2 separate regions of the Homo sapiens genome follow, and region 1 is linked to region 2. Evidence: chromatin contacts called from ENCODE Hi-C or POLR2A ChIA-PET data. All regions are on one chromosome and are shown on one strand. The core of a region is the stretch at or near the end of the contact, and the rest is flanking DNA. Distances in the headings are between cores, read along the strand shown. Region 1 holds the start of MIR4280HG (MIR4280 host gene). Region 2 holds the start of CETN3 (centrin 3).

Evidence for each region. A loop is a pair of places that touch in the nucleus more often than their neighbours do. ChIA-PET counts read pairs that join two places held with the same protein, here RNA polymerase II (POLR2A). Pooled maps may share reads with other maps.
Region 1: a loop to region 2 is called in a pooled map, with 4 times the contacts of the local background. The contact joins the promoter of MIR4280HG here to the promoter of CETN3 in region 2. A Hi-C loop is called at or near these places in 1 of 168 maps with a recorded cell type or tissue (ascending aorta) and 5 of 50 pooled maps. POLR2A ChIA-PET finds 5 or more read pairs at or near these places in 1 of 52 experiments (activated CD8-positive, alpha-beta T cell).

The regions. Positions count from the first base shown.
Region 1 is chr5:87,116,577-87,123,827 of GRCh38, reverse strand. MIR4280HG (MIR4280 host gene) reads left to right here and starts at 1,633. Exons shown (of 2, transcript NR_186582.1): 1 at 1,633-2,007. It overlaps LOC101929380 (a long non-coding RNA gene), which reads right to left and starts at 3,680. Exons shown (of 4, transcript NR_105018.1): 1 at 3,634-3,680. RefSeq lists an enhancer at 6,188-6,287.
Region 2 is chr5:90,403,734-90,411,668 of GRCh38, reverse strand. CETN3 (centrin 3) reads left to right here and starts at 1,913. Exons shown (of 5, transcript NM_004365.4): 1 at 1,913-2,024; 2 at 3,835-3,970; 3 at 5,870-5,984. The coding sequence starts at 2,008. It overlaps LOC731157 (a long non-coding RNA gene), which reads right to left and starts at 1,669. Exons shown (of 2, transcript NR_105024.1): 1 at 1,365-1,669; 2 at 1,000-1,169. RefSeq lists an enhancer at 1,944-2,143.

The DNA.
Region 1 (7,251 bases), core at 384-2,883, 3.3 Mb after region 2:
ACATATGATATTGCTTTTAAATTCTTATTTTATTAACTCTTATTTTTGAAGAATTGTTTTTTGAATAGCTGTGATTCTTTTTAATTTTTATTTTTTCTTGGATATCTAAATCTTTTAATTTTTCTTCTTTAGGATTTATATACTTCCTTTTTAGGTTATGTTATGATCCTTCTCTCCAACTTAAAAACTTAAAACAATCAAATAAAACAACCATATCTTGTCAGAGTTATGCTGTGATTTGTGTACAAGTAGAAGGCCAGGTGGACAAATGACGGGTACTGTAAAATGAATCCAAAGCTACAAATGCAGCTTTGTTTGCAATGACAAATAGCTCTCTAATGCAACTAATTTAAATATGAAGGCTAGGTTATTGCAATAAGCTAAAAACCATTTAAAATCATTTTTAGGAAAAAAAACCCTCTCCTTGGATGTATGTGGGCTGTATTCTTAGACTTTGAAGATCAGGCTTAGGAGTTAATATTATTTAGTGGTGATTGGGACAGAGTGTCATTTTGTGACACTCCAGGACAAGTAGCCTCAGGGTGTCATGAGATTTCATGCTAGCTTGGTAAAATGAAATAATTCTAAATGACACCTCTGAGCTACTCTGAAAAGTTAGCTTTCTAATGAGAACTTAGCTACTGAAGAAGCACTTGGCTGAGTAACAAATCTCTCTACCTTTGCAAAGAATTTCTTTTTTTTACCCCCTGCTGGCATTTAAACTCAACCATTTACATTTAGGAAATCACCAATATATGTAAAAATGAAAAGGAAGGTAGAGAAGCAGCAGAAAAAGTGTGGTTGAAATAATCATTTAGCTATGATGACCATGCCAAATGTAGGTAATATTTAGAAAAAAAATTTGGATGCCATACACACAGAATTGAGGAAATTAGTTTTTGATATAGATATGTCAGAATTGGTTCTGTGATATAGTGGCAGTTTAAAAGTGTTTTCCCAAGAGAGGACTGTCAGATTCTGCTCTAAAACCAATAGAAAATGACTCAGTCTCAATTATACTTTGTATCCTAATTGCAGAGACCTTTAACATAATGACATAATGAACAATTAACACTCAACAAAGTATCAAAACCAACCACAAAAACTGCTCAAGGACTTTCAGAAAACATTCATTCTTTCAATAAATATTCACTGTAGTCCAAGAGATGTAACGAAGAACAAGACTAATAAGATTCTTACTTTTTCAAAATTACATCCTCATTGGGAGACACAGATGAATGAAGTAAGCACACATATTTATCAACTAATTTCAGATAGTGTTAAGTTCTAAGACGAAAATAAAACAGGGTGATGTGATAGAATGTACCTTGTGTGTGGATGTTGCAGAGAGGGTCAGCTTTAGTCAGGGAAGGCATCCTAGATAAGGAGGTATTTGTGCTAAAACCTGAATGATGAGGACTCCACCACGTCAAGATTTGGAGAAAAGGCATTCCATACAGAGAAACAGCAAGTGCAAAGTCCTTGAGATGGGAAAGAGCATGGTATGTTCAAAAAGAAAAAAGAACACCAGCATGGTGACAACAGAAGGGACAGTGTTGCAGAAGATGAGGTCAGAGTGATAGAGAGGAGACAGATTGGACTTTTGTTCTAAGTACAACAGGAAGCGATTTCAGCATTATAAGGAGAGAAAGGAAAGAATATGCATGATTCAAAATGATCACATTTTCATCTGGATGAAGATTAAATTGCAGAGGGGCAAACTTAGAAGAGGAGAGACAAGTTAGAGGTTTTTGTGGTAGTGCAGGTGTTTGACAATGGTGGTGAGATTAGCATGGTAGTACTGGAAATAGTAATTAGATTCTGGATACACTCTGGGAGTAGGGTCTACATATTGAGGGTTTGGATATAGAGAACAAGGGGAAGAGAGGAATCAAGCATCTCCCCTAGGATTTTGCCTTGAGCTGCTCGTGAAGTGGAAATGCATTTACTGAGAGAAGACTGGGGGAGAACAATTTATAAGGGAGGAAATTAGAAGTTCTACTCCAGGTATGTTAAGTTTAAAATGCCTATTACTTGTCTAAGCGGATCTTGACTACAAAACTGTCTGTAGTCTCAGCAAACGAGTTCTGTGGGCAATCAGCATTATTCTCTTTTTCTTGCCTTCCTGCATATTCGTAGCTTGAGGGAAAAATAGAAAAAAAAAATTCACTTGTTTATTCATTCAACAAATATTTATTAAACCATCTATTCCATAAACATTTATGCTAGGCACTGTTCTAGCAAATGTGGATAGGGGAATAAACAAGTTCTATTTTGTATCAAACTTTTTTTCCTTTTCAGGTTTAGTTTCAAGAGTGTGGGTGAAAAATGGATGACTCATTTCCGTTCTTTACTAGCTGGTCCAAGGCTGGCAGTTTGGTCTCTGTTGCCTCACTCTTCTCTGGTATGCAGTAGAAACATTCAGAAATAGACTTAGTAGCCTGGATATACAATGTCACCTGCCAAAGTCCTTCAATACCATAGTAATGAATAAAAAATGAATGGTACTAATTGATATATATTTCCTCCCATTTATTCATCCTATGTTTTTGTTTTTCTATTGTGTATTATTTTTTAAAGTACCAGAATAAACTAATGTCTTTGAGTTTGTGATGACTAATAGAAACAGTTGGATATAGAAATAATTCAGTTTAAGTCAGCCAAAGAAACACCAAAATGTTTCTGAGTAATTGGTTATTGCAGCCTTCTTAGTATTTCATTAGGGATAAATTGAGGTTTCTGAATCTAAGAAATTACCTGGTGCTTTTCAATACTGATATGATAGATTTTGATACCACTTGCTTAATATAGGAACATTTCCTGTTTTTCTTCTAGAGAACTCTGAATTAAAGAGAGAAGCAGAGATGAAAATAACTTCTCATTTGTGCTTTGAAATATTTCTTGTCCTAATTAAAATTCAGGCAAGCCAAATTTGATACCATAACATAGAGTCAGCCTGACCACTCAGCTTCCCTTAATATTCTGCATCCCCTCACCCTTCTTTAAAACTGGTTCCTCCAGTTTGTATCTGAATGATGCTATCATCACAGTGAGTTGTGCCAAACTCAGATTACTGTATGCTATAGTCATCGTCTGGTTTCCTGTCTAGTGAAGAAGCATTTCATGGTGGTTAATAGCACTGGCTTTAGTCAATTAGGCTAGGATTTGAATTCTGGCACTGCTGTTCATTGGCTGGATGACCTAGGGCAAGACACTTACTCTTTGTATCTCGATTTCCTCATCTGTGTTGATGTGTGAGACTTAAATGAGCTAATGCAGGTAAAGTCCCAAGCACAAGGCCTATCACCAGGTAGGCATTTGTTCATATGCTTAAAACCTATTTGAGTGTCAGGCACTGTTCTGAGCTCTGGGATAAAGCAAGCACAAATTAGACAAACTTCCTGCCTTCATGGTCTTTTTATTTTGGCATTCCATAACCTCAATTCCCTTTCTTATTTTCTTTCTTTCCTGGATGGCTCTGAGCAAAATAGTCATGTAGCAAAAAATGGGCACTTTATCATATTCTTACTCTTGTGTGTGACACAGCTAGTGTATTAGTCCATTTTCATGGTGCTGATAAAGACATACCAGATACTGGGCAATTTACAAAAGAAAGAGGTTTAATGGACTTACATTTCCACATGGCTGGGGAGGCCTCACAATCATGGTGGAAGGCAAGGAGCAAGTCACATCTTAGGTGGATGGCGGCAGGAAAAGAGAGAGAGGACTTGTGCTCTCTCTCCCGTTTTTAAAACTGTCAGATCTCGTGAGACTTACGAGAACAGCAAGGGAAGACCCACCCCATGATTCAGTTATCTCCTACTGGGTCCTTCCCACAACACGTGGGAATTATGGGAGCTACAAGATGAAATTTGGGTGGGGACGTAGAGCCAAACCATATAAGCTAGTGTCCGTGTTGCCCACCCTTGCCCACCAAGCTCCACCCATGCTCCACTTCCCCACCTAGGATGTCTTTCCCAGCAGTGCCTCCCAAGTGGGGCTTCTATGCACAACTTGGTGCCCTGCCCTATCCACACTCACCTGCATACTTTGTATCTTAGTCCCTGCCTTCTCAGTCATGTAAGTCAACTGATACTGAGTTTCTAGTAACTAGTATAGACCAAATATATACCCCTATTGAGAGCTTTGCTTAGTTCCCTAGAAATGAATCTCTAGAAATAGAAGATTGTAATTTGTGGAATATTTGAGAGAGGAGAGGGCTTCAGAGAAGCTGCTGTGTCTGACTGTGATCACTGTGTCGTTTGTTTATTGAACATAGGCTGTAAAACGACTTTCTTCTCTTCCCCATGCTTTTCCATGTTCCTCGCTCTCTCTCTTTTTTCTCTCCTATTTCTCACTTTCCCACGCTTGTGTCACTCACATTACATAAAATATAATATATAGTGAAGCCAACTTAAATACCACATCCTCCTTGAAACCACTCCTTCCCTTTCCACTTGAAAGAAATCTCCGTCCTCTGTACCTCTCTGGCCAGTCTTTCTAGTGTTGTCCACTTACTGGTTATCTTTCCCTCATTTCTCTGCATTCACAAACTTCATTCGAGATAAAACCCAAGTGGGAAGCTGGGAACTGAAGCCAGGTCAGGGCCTTTCAGAGGTCCAGCAAAACTTGGATCTCCCTCCGCTTTCCTCTTCTCCCTTCTCTCCTTTCTTTTCTGGAACACTATTTTTTTTTTTTTAAGCCCAAACCAGGTGTTAATATTATAACATAAGAAAGAGTACTTTTCGAGGTGGGTGGATCACGAGGTCAGGAGATAGAGAACATCCTGGCTAACATGGTGAAACCCCCTCTTTACTAAATATACAAAAAATTAGCTGGGCGCGGTGGCGGTCGCCTGTAGTCCCAGCTACTGGGGAGGCTGAGGCAGGAGAATGGCGTGAACCCGGGAGGCGGAGCTTGCCGTGAGCCGAGATTGCGTCACTGCACTCCAGCCTGGGCGACAGAGCGAGACTCCGTCTCAAAAAAAAACAAAAAACAAAAAACAAAAACGAGTACTTTTAATACAGTAGTAACCTCTTAATATAGTGGGAACCTGCAGGGGATATGTTCTAAGACTCCCAGTGGATGCCTGAAATCAAAGATAGTACAAAGCCCAATATATATACTGGTTGTTGTTGTTGTTGTTGTTGTTGTTTTAGACGGAGGAGTCTCGCTCTGTTGCCCAGGTTGGAGTGCAGTGGCGTGATCTCGGCTCACTGCAACCTCTGCCTCCCAGGTTCAAGCAATTCTCCTGCCTCAGCTTCCCGAGTAGCTGGGACTACAGGCGTGCGCTACCATGTCCAACTAATTTTTATATTTTTAGTAGAGACAGGGTTTCACCATTTTGGCCAGGATGGTCTCGATCTCTTGACCTTGTGATCTGCCCGCCTCAGCCTCCCAAAGTGCTGGGATTACAGGCATAAGCCACCGAACCCGGCCCGTAGTTTTGATATAATAACCCAGATGGCTACTAAGTAACTAACAGGCAGGTAGCATATACAGTGTGGATACACTGGTTAATGGATGATTCATGTCCTGGGTGGGACAGAACAGGCCGGCATGCGATTTCATCACACTATTCAGAATGGTGTGCAATTTTAAATGTATTAATTGTTTATTTCCGGAATTTTCTATTTAAGACTCTTGGACTGTGATACTGAAACCATGGAAAGCAAAACCATGGCTAACAGAGGTCTACTGTACATAAATTACAATGCAATATAATTGTGTTATTTATAAGATTATATGGGGTTATATTTAAAAAGTAATTTATGATATGCAATACGGTATCTGATAATGAGCTATTAAAGTTTGATTATAAATAAGATCTTAAATGTATACCAGAGACTGCATGTATAAACTAATATGGAGAGATTATTGGAAGTTTATTTTGCAGTCTATTGAGTAAGATCCAGGGTGAATGGTTCTTTGGCCCCCATTATACATTCTGTGTGGGCAGTAGTATCAGGTACAGATAAAAATCAGTAACCAAAACATTAGATGGATGAAAAATGAGGGTGATCACAGGAGGATGAGAAGCTACCAGGGTAGAATGCTGGAGAAAGACTGAGATGGTTTTCGGAGATGGTGTTCTTGTTAGCTCAAGGCCTGGGCACAGAGCTTGACTTCTTTGGGTTTCACAGAATCAGGGAGGCAGAGAACCAAGAGACCTAGAAAGATCTTCCCACAGGAAGATTGAATTTTCACCGTGGCAAAGGAAAAGTATCAAAGGAGAGTCCTGCTAAGAACAAAGCAAAGAGATTTAAGAGCTTAACATCTTTGGACGACGTGCTTTGGACCATCCTTGCCCATAATCCTTTTCTTTGAGATCCTATTCCCTATGTAGCACTGGTAATGGGCAGCCCTATGTAACTGGTGACACCCTTACAAGAAAACTGGTCTGCAAAGAGAAGGAAGAGGAAAGAAAAATTGTGCAGAGAGAAGTAGAAGCTAGAAAGCACATGAATCTTGAGAGGTAACTGAGTTGTCTCAGTTCTTCAATGGTTTCAGTTCCCATGACTCATGTTGGTACCATGCTATGGTTTCTGTGGATCTCTAGCATTGTATGAAGCTTCCTCAGCTTATATCCTATAAGTGGGGTCACTGTTTTTTTTTTTTTTTTTTGTCTTGAAAAGAGTCCTGACTAGGACAATAAGTGATATGTTGTTGAAAGTTGATGGCCTCTAGTTGTCTTGGGAACTTAAGCTTAGATACAGGGAGAACTATATTGGTTTTCTCACCCCAGTTAATATAGCCAGAGCTAGTTTTCCATCGCCAGTAGGGAGGAGTGTTTGGACACTTTCAGACAGTTGGGTTGGAGCTAAGATAAGGCAGAAGGAGATAATTTTTTTATGAGTCCTGGATAAATATTGGTGGATGTTTTGTTTAGGGTAAAAGCTAAGTTGCTGAAACAATGGGAACCTTTTAGTACAATGACTTAAATAAGATTAATATTTATGTATCTCTTTTGCTACAGACACAGTAATAGACGAGTTCTTCTCCTTAATGTCAGTTGCATCAGTTGTCCTTGTCTACATGGTCACTAGTACCATGATCATGTTCCAACCCATAGGAATGGGGTAAGGGGAATAGAGAGTGTCACCAAAGATTGAAGTCCAAAGATTTGTCACACACTACTTACAGTCATATATCAAGGGCTGAAACTCGCCATACCTAGCTGCATGGAATGTACTTTCTTAGATTTGTGGCCACACATGCTGCTAAACAACTTTTGGTGTTCGATTATTAAAA
Region 2 (7,935 bases), core at 664-3,163:
CCATCATTTTCTATGACTTGAGTTTAAAGCACAAGATTTAGCTCTTATGATTTTTAATCATAAATCTGAGTGGGCTGGAGGCTTTTTATTTGTGAGTACAGAACTTTGGCATCTTTGTTCCAGTCCTGTCTGTAGTTATTGACTTAATTCAGTTTTCCACCTTTTTTGAGTTATGTTTTCCTTGAAAAGTGACTATTTCATTTTCTATTAATATTTATTGGCGGTATAAAATTGTATAAAATATTTTAATAATTTTTAAACCTCCCTTTTATTAAATTACCAACCTTACTAGTGGCACTATTCCTTTTCTTGTTACACTTCCTATAAGTCTTTGAATTTCACTGGTATTGCCAAAAACCAGCTTTATACTAGATTATGAGTACTTTATCAATTTTACCAATTTCCTTTTAAAACACTGTTCTCAAACTTTATCTTTACTAATTTCCTCTTCCTAATTTCAATTATACAATTTGTTCTTCGTTTCTAACATCTTCAAATAAATGCTTGGCCTATTTTTATTCTTTCTTATTTAAAATAATGTTCTCCTATAACTTGGTCTGTATCTTAAAATTTTAACATATAGTTTTTTTCAATATCATTATGTTCTAGTAACTACAATTTCTCTTTCCTTTTAGACTCAAAGGTGATTTATAAAGGTACTTTAAAATTTAAAATACGAACAAAATAAAAGTTCCACTTTTGTTTTTTAGGGGTGCTATCCCTTAGCTAATTTTTAGCTTATTCTATCATACTATCTTTCCTTGTGCAAATTTAGCCCATCCTTCTAGGTCTAACGTTTATGTCACCTCCTTTAAGAAGCATATCTTGTGTTCTCTCCCTTCTCTAAAATTTTATATACATCCCTTAAACATATAATGTTTATATATTCTCCGCCTTCAACTCCCATCCTCAGGCTATTTTATTCACGTTTATGAGATTTGCTGTTTAGCTCAGTATTTTGTGGATTTTCAAAAGATTCCACTCAATTTACCGAGCACCTACGCACCAGACATTTTATTAGGTACAAGGAAAAGCGTTAAATAGATATAATCACGGCCTCCAAGAAATTGAACCTAGTAAGAGACACGAATAAGCAGACATTCAAGTGAGCTTTAGGAGACTTGGTTTGGTAGTGAAGACAGTCTCATGTGTGTTAACAGCTTACAGCACTGAAAAATAAGAGACAGAAGGGAACAAATCCGTTTCAAACAGTTCAAAGGAGGAAAGAGAGGGAAAGGTGGTTTAGATACAGCTAAATCATAAATAGCCTGATAATCTAACCCTGTGATAATCCAAGTACAGCCACAGCACCTGCCTCAGAATCACTTGGAAGGCTTGTGAGGAGTAAAAACGCAGATTCATACCTACTGAAATTAGAATGGAGAAACGGACATTTAAGTCTGCATTTTAAACACATTCCCCAGGTACTGAGGCCATTCCAAGTTTTAGAACAGAGCACAGCCAATTTTCGCAGACCTTGTTCCTCAAGTACTCCCTCCTTCTAGCCGGAGGGTGGCCTGCAGCATGTCCCTTCCCTTCCCACCGCCGAAGCTGTCCATCCAGTTTCTGAATGGCGGCCCACAGACCGCACGGCTTTACGAGAGAGGAACACAGCGCCCACCCGCCAAACAGCCACACAGGGATCGGAGGCCGGACCCGCAAAGGATTCGGGGAAAAACGCATCGAGCCAATCCGAAGGGCGAGAGCGGCCCTAGATTGGGGGGGCGGGGGGGCGTTAGGAGGTGGGCGGGGCACAGAAAAAAAATTTTTTTTTCCTTGATTGACGTAAAACCTACCCAATGAAAATAGAACTGGTAAAGCTTCCGCCCCCTAATAGGCAGAACCATAGCGACATTTCAACCAATCCAGCTCAAAAGTGTCTATGTTGTGGGAGGTCCCTGAGGCCGCTGAGGTCGTTCGTGTCTGTTGAACGGCTGTGGGCGTCTTGCTGCCTTGGGTAGGGGGTTAAAATCGTTCTTGAGAGGAACGTCTCTGTGCGAAGAGATAATGAGTTTAGCTCTGAGGTCGGTAATAAGGAGGCGGCAGTGCTCTCCACACCCCGGAGCGGGGCCCAGGGAGGGTGTGTGTGGAAGGGAGGACGTTTGGGGCCGAGGCGAGGCAGGGGATGTAGTTTGGGACGCGGGAAAGGAGCCTAGGGCAGCCTGCCCGGATCACTCACCCTCTGGGCTCTGATGCCCTGCAGGGAACGAGACCAGTGCATTTCTGCTAAGGAGGTTATTTCTGTCAGCGCGTAGGGCTTTGGACTGCCAGAAGGTTGGGCTTAGTTGCGAGCGAGGTGGGAATGAAATATCGCGAGGCTTCTACTCTTGTTTCTCAGATCAGGTCGCGGACATCCCTTCATTCATCCGTGTGCCTGGTCAGGGCCCCACCTCGGCTGCTCCGCTGCTAATGCAATCACCCACCTATAAATTTTGGAAATAACAAAAACTCTTTCCTCTTCTCCCAGGGCCCTGCTTTACGGTGTAATTGGAGACCCATTTTAGTGACTTTAATTGGCAGTCTGTCTCTTGGATTTCCTAAATTTCTTGCATTTTTTTACCTTTCAGTTCTAACCTCTAACCCTCTGTTGCCCTCTCCCACTATGTAGACGTTGTACCGTAAAACTATCCATACACTTACGACACTCCGAAAATATTCCATGTTCTGCTAAGGGATAATCATGGTACCCTTGGATGGGGTCAGGGGTGGGTCGGTTCTGGACTTGGCCTCCAAAAGTCTCAGGAAGGAAAAGACTGACCCCAGGAATACCCAAGTTTGTGTCAAGTCAGGTCTCATGAAAGGAAGATCTTCCTCAGCTTTGTTATACTGCACCTACTAGTCACTTCCTAGCTTTTTTTTTTTTTTTTTGGAGCTTTCAGAGACCAAAACGACTTTCAAATGCAACTAGATAGGTGTTTTAAGTACAGTCAACTGGTTTGACATGTTAATGTGTTACCGGATTGTGTTTCAAAACTCGTTATTCCAGTGTTGCGGCTCCATTTGAAAATTTGGAGCACATTTAGATGGGCAGCTCTTAAGGAAAACATTTCTGGCTTTAAAATAATTTTTGCTTTTTTTCTTTAAGCGTTTCCAGAGTTTATGAGAAGTTAACCTCCGGTTTACATGTTAAATGAGACAAGACTCATCACATTTTTATATAGAATGAAGCACAAACATTGTATATTGGCATCTAATATTTGTCATATGTTTAGACTCATTAATATTTTCGATGGTTTGTTAATATCAATGGAGGAAATGACACATAAATTGCCAAACTGTTAAAAACGTGTAATCTAAAAACATTTTGAACCAACAGTGCTAAAATACTGTATAAGTTAATTCACTTTTTTTTTGTAATTTTATGAACATAATTATCAGAACTATCAACAGTAAACCGATATATAGTGATTGTCAGTTATGAATTTTGGTTTCATTTGGAGATTTTTTTTAAATTCTTTAACATTCTTGTAGGATAACGTGTTTTTGTTTTTTTGGTTGGAGTTGGTTGGAGTTTCAGACATAAAAGTAGTGTTGCTTATTCACAGTTCTTGTTTCTTCCACAGTAACATTAGTGGGAATAAATAAAAAGCTGGGAAAAAGAAAAGTTTGGTCCTCATTTCTTTTAATAATCTGTAACACTCTTTAGTTTTGCGAAGTTCAGATTTATAGCAATTTAGACTATGGAATAAACAGGTCATTGACTCATAAAGGGAAAGTTTCCCTATCTTTCTCCAAAGTACTTTCTTTTTTGAAATTTAGAAGGTAATTATTGGCTAATTTCTGTTAGTAAAGAGAATTAAAGTGGACTAAGGGCTTTTTCTTTCCATTTCATAGAAGTGAGCTTGTAGTGGACAAAACAAAGAGGAAAAAAAGAAGAGAACTGTCTGAGGAACAGAAACAAGAAATTAAAGATGCTTTTGAACTATTTGATACAGACAAAGATGAAGCAATAGATTATCATGAATTAAAGGTAATGGTATACTTTAAAATATTTGTTTCTGTGTTAAAATGATTTGCATTTTTACAGTTGCTTTACATTACATTTCTAAATAATTATTTTAACTAAATTGGTTTTGGAACTATGAAGGCATTTTAAGCATTCATAGTTAGATGCTGTAATAAAACTGAAGAGAACTCCTAACATAGTTTTTAGAAAATCTTTTTCACATGAGAAAACGAATAGTATTTTAAATGTAAAAATACATTCCCAGGGAAGGTGCTTATTTTTCACTGTCATAATTAAAGGATTTCAAACTGGAATTTATTCTTACCATCTTCTTTTCACTGTTTTTTGTTTTTGTTTTTGTTTCTTGGTGACTCATACTGTTTTCAGACTGTGGGAGTGTTGTCTTTTAATCTTATAATTTGGATTTGTTAGTAACATAGTCTCAATCCACTTTCTCTGGTGCAAACAACTTTAGTGCTGTTTGATGTTGACACATGCTAATAGGTAAAAATGTCAGCTTTAAGACCTAGAATGTCAAAGTGTAGGGAGAGATTTGTAAATTATTATTTGTCAGGGTATAAGGAGAGATTTGGGTTTAGGGTAGAATGGGACTTACTTTCAGCACAGTGGGAAAGATAGTATTTTGAGATTTTTAATGGCCTTAATGGATAGGTGAATGTAAGTGTTTATTTGGTAGTTTTAATTTTTGTAATTTCGTAAGGGATTTTTAAGCATTAGAATTCCAAGTAGGGATAGGAACTATGCAGTGACAGGATAGAATGTATAAAAGCAGTTAATAGGCCTGCTAAGTCTAGCTTTCTCAATCTTGCAGTCCTCTTTGGCTCTCTTTTCCCACTGTTTTTTTTGTTTTTTTTTTTTTTTGGTTACCCAGATTTGATCTTCCTTTATAATGTCTGTTCCATTTGTAACCATTGACTATCTTGGTTTGGGACCTTATTTCATACCTGGAGCTTCCTAAATGATTTCTTACTAGTTCACCTTGTACACTACCACTGAATTTAGATAGTTTAAAAATTCTTTCACCATTGCTCATAAATTGTTCATTGCTCATAAACCATAACTCCTCATTGTATACTACTTAAAGTTCAGATTCCTTTGCTTTCTACTGAATGTTCTCTACACTTTTGCCACCAACTACTTTTTTCATTTGCTAACTGCTTTCTTCCTCCTGAACTCTTCTAATTAAGGTGGAATTCACCTCCTAATTCAGGTGAGCAGTTTACCTCACCTGAACTTTTCTAATTCAGGTGAGGTAAACTGCTCTGTTCATTGTCCTTCGAACCTATTCGTTTCAGTGTTTCTTTTAATACCAGTCATCCTTCCCAAATACCCTACTGCTCCTCTTCATCTATCCTTCAAGGAACAGTTTGAATCTTTCCAAATAAGACTTCTCTAGTCAGTAATATGTCTCCTTCCTTATTATTAGTAACAAAATCTCTTTTTTCTCTAAACTCAGGGTCCTTAGCCCTATCATTTACCTGGTAACTAATCATGGAAAGACTGATGATAATTCTTGTTTTAATGTTTTATCTCTTCTATCATGTAACTGTTTAATATTTATGCCACGCCTTTTTCTCATTTTGATTGTTAATCCCTTCAGAACAAATAACAATCAAATTATCTGTGCAATAAGTTAGTGCATTTTATATAGTAAAATCTGTAAACACTTGTTGGTTACTTTGTCATATAAAAAATGCAATTTATAAATGAAAAAACTTATGCATACTTAATTTCAGTAGTGAAGAACAATTACACTATCACTGCTATTTTAAAGAGGTAAAACATGCAAAAAAGTTATATTTTATTAATGTGTTGTCATCTCTTAAGATGTAAAAACTTAATAATTAGAAATTCTTTTGTAAAGAGTGCTTTATAATTTGCTTTTCCTTTTTAATCCAAAAGGTGGCAATGAGAGCCTTGGGGTTTGATGTAAAAAAAGCTGATGTACTGAAGATTCTTAAAGATTATGACAGAGAAGCCACAGGGAAAATCACCTTTGAAGATTTTAATGAAGTTGGTGTGTATTTTAATAGTCTTTGTAATCAGCAGCTGTTAGGAAATTGTCTGATTAATATCACTTTTTAAATTTTAAATTCTCTAGGTTATGGAATTTTCTTATAGAACACTGGTGTATAATGTGACTCTTACTCAGTTTTGTTTTGTTGGTTTTTTTTTCAAAGAAAAAATATGGCTTTGCTCTGAGATTTATAGTTTTGTCTTTTGTTTTGTTGTGAAGATTCTAACCAAGGAACTATTGTGTAGCTTTTTATAGAAAGATGCTTTTCCAAGTTGTTTGTATTTATATTATGTGATAAAACTTGAAGGGTGATCAAAAAATTATTTTTGCTTAATAAAACAGAAAATTTGATATCCTGCTGTTTGGAAAATGTTTCCCAAGACCTTTCTGGTATGTGATTTTTGTTGGCTAAGTGGGAGAAGAGGGAACTGGTAGTAGTTGGTATCTTTGGCTGTAGATGAAATGCACGACTTCAGGTTGACAAAGTTTATGAGAGGCTACATCCTCTGGATGACCTTGATCTCAGTGGATAAAGTCATCTGTTTAGAGGGTAGTAGTAAAGGAGGCAGTGGGCATACTGGAAGCAGGAGAAAACATCCTAGTACCACCAACTGAAGATAATGTGTCATAGGCTTAATATGGCTAAATTTTTTTATAGTTGATTTTAGTGAATTATTTATAGCATATATAGACCAGGCTTTTTCAAAATAGAAGAGTCCGGAAGGCAAGGATGTTGCTATTATAACTTAAATGTATTGTCTAGAATATTATCTACAAAATATGTAAATATTCAGGTTTATTTCTTTTTTTTTTTTTCTCTAAACCAATGGGTCACGATATAAGCACATCATATAAGTATTTTAAGATATTTTAAAAATTTGGAAACAAATTCTGCTATATACACAAACCCCTTATTTTAAATATTAATCAAGAAGCAATAGGGGAAGCAAAAAGAAATGGCAATTAGTAGACGCAGAGAAAATTTAGATTCATGTCATTAGTCAGTTTTTTAAATCCAAAAGCTCAAGTCATAAGCAGTTGAGATGGAAAATAAATGATGAACCTAAGAGAAAAAAAACACAGCACAGAAGATCCTCAACTTATGAACTAATATATGACTGTTTAGAGAGGCAACTTGTCCATTGGGGACATTTTCCTTTTTTCCTCTAATTTGTAGAATTAATTATTTGAGGAAAGGGAGAGAGCCACCTTTTGTTCTCCCAGAATGGACACTCTCCTGAAGTTTATGATCGTAGTATTCCTAGTTTTACCTTAGATTGTTTATTTGTAGAAACAAGGTGTTTGTATATAGTGGAAATGGTACTATTAGGAAGGAGCTATAATCCAGGTATGTTTAGTACAGTATAGTGGTTTAGCACTTGGAACCAGATTCCCTTGGTTCATACCTTGGTTTTGCCACTTTACAGCTCTGGAACTTGGTCTTTTTAATACCCCATGCCTCATTTTCAACTATAAAGTGGGGATCATTGTATTCTCTCATGAGATTCTTCTAAGGATTAAGTTAATGATATGTGAAGTACCTAGAAAAGGGCCTAGCATGTTGTAAGTGCTACTAAGCATTTGCTATTATTATTACTTTAAAAAATTGTCTTTGTTTCAGGGGCTCGAAATAATCATATATGCATCACTGGGACATAAAATAGACTTTGTGTATATTTTTTATTGACTTTTTTCATAAAGGCTATTGTAAGCACTGTATCATCACTAATAATTTTACAAAATATGTTATTTCACCTTAAATGAACACAATTTAAAAATTGTGATTTTTTTTTTTTTTTTTTTTTTTTTCTTTTGAGACAGAGTCTCGCTCTGTCGCCCAGGCTGGAGTGCAGTGGCGGGATCTCGGCTCACTGCAAGCTCCGCCTCCCGGGTTCACGCCATTCTCCTGCCTCAGCCTCCCAAGTAGCTGGGACTACAGGCGCCCGCCACT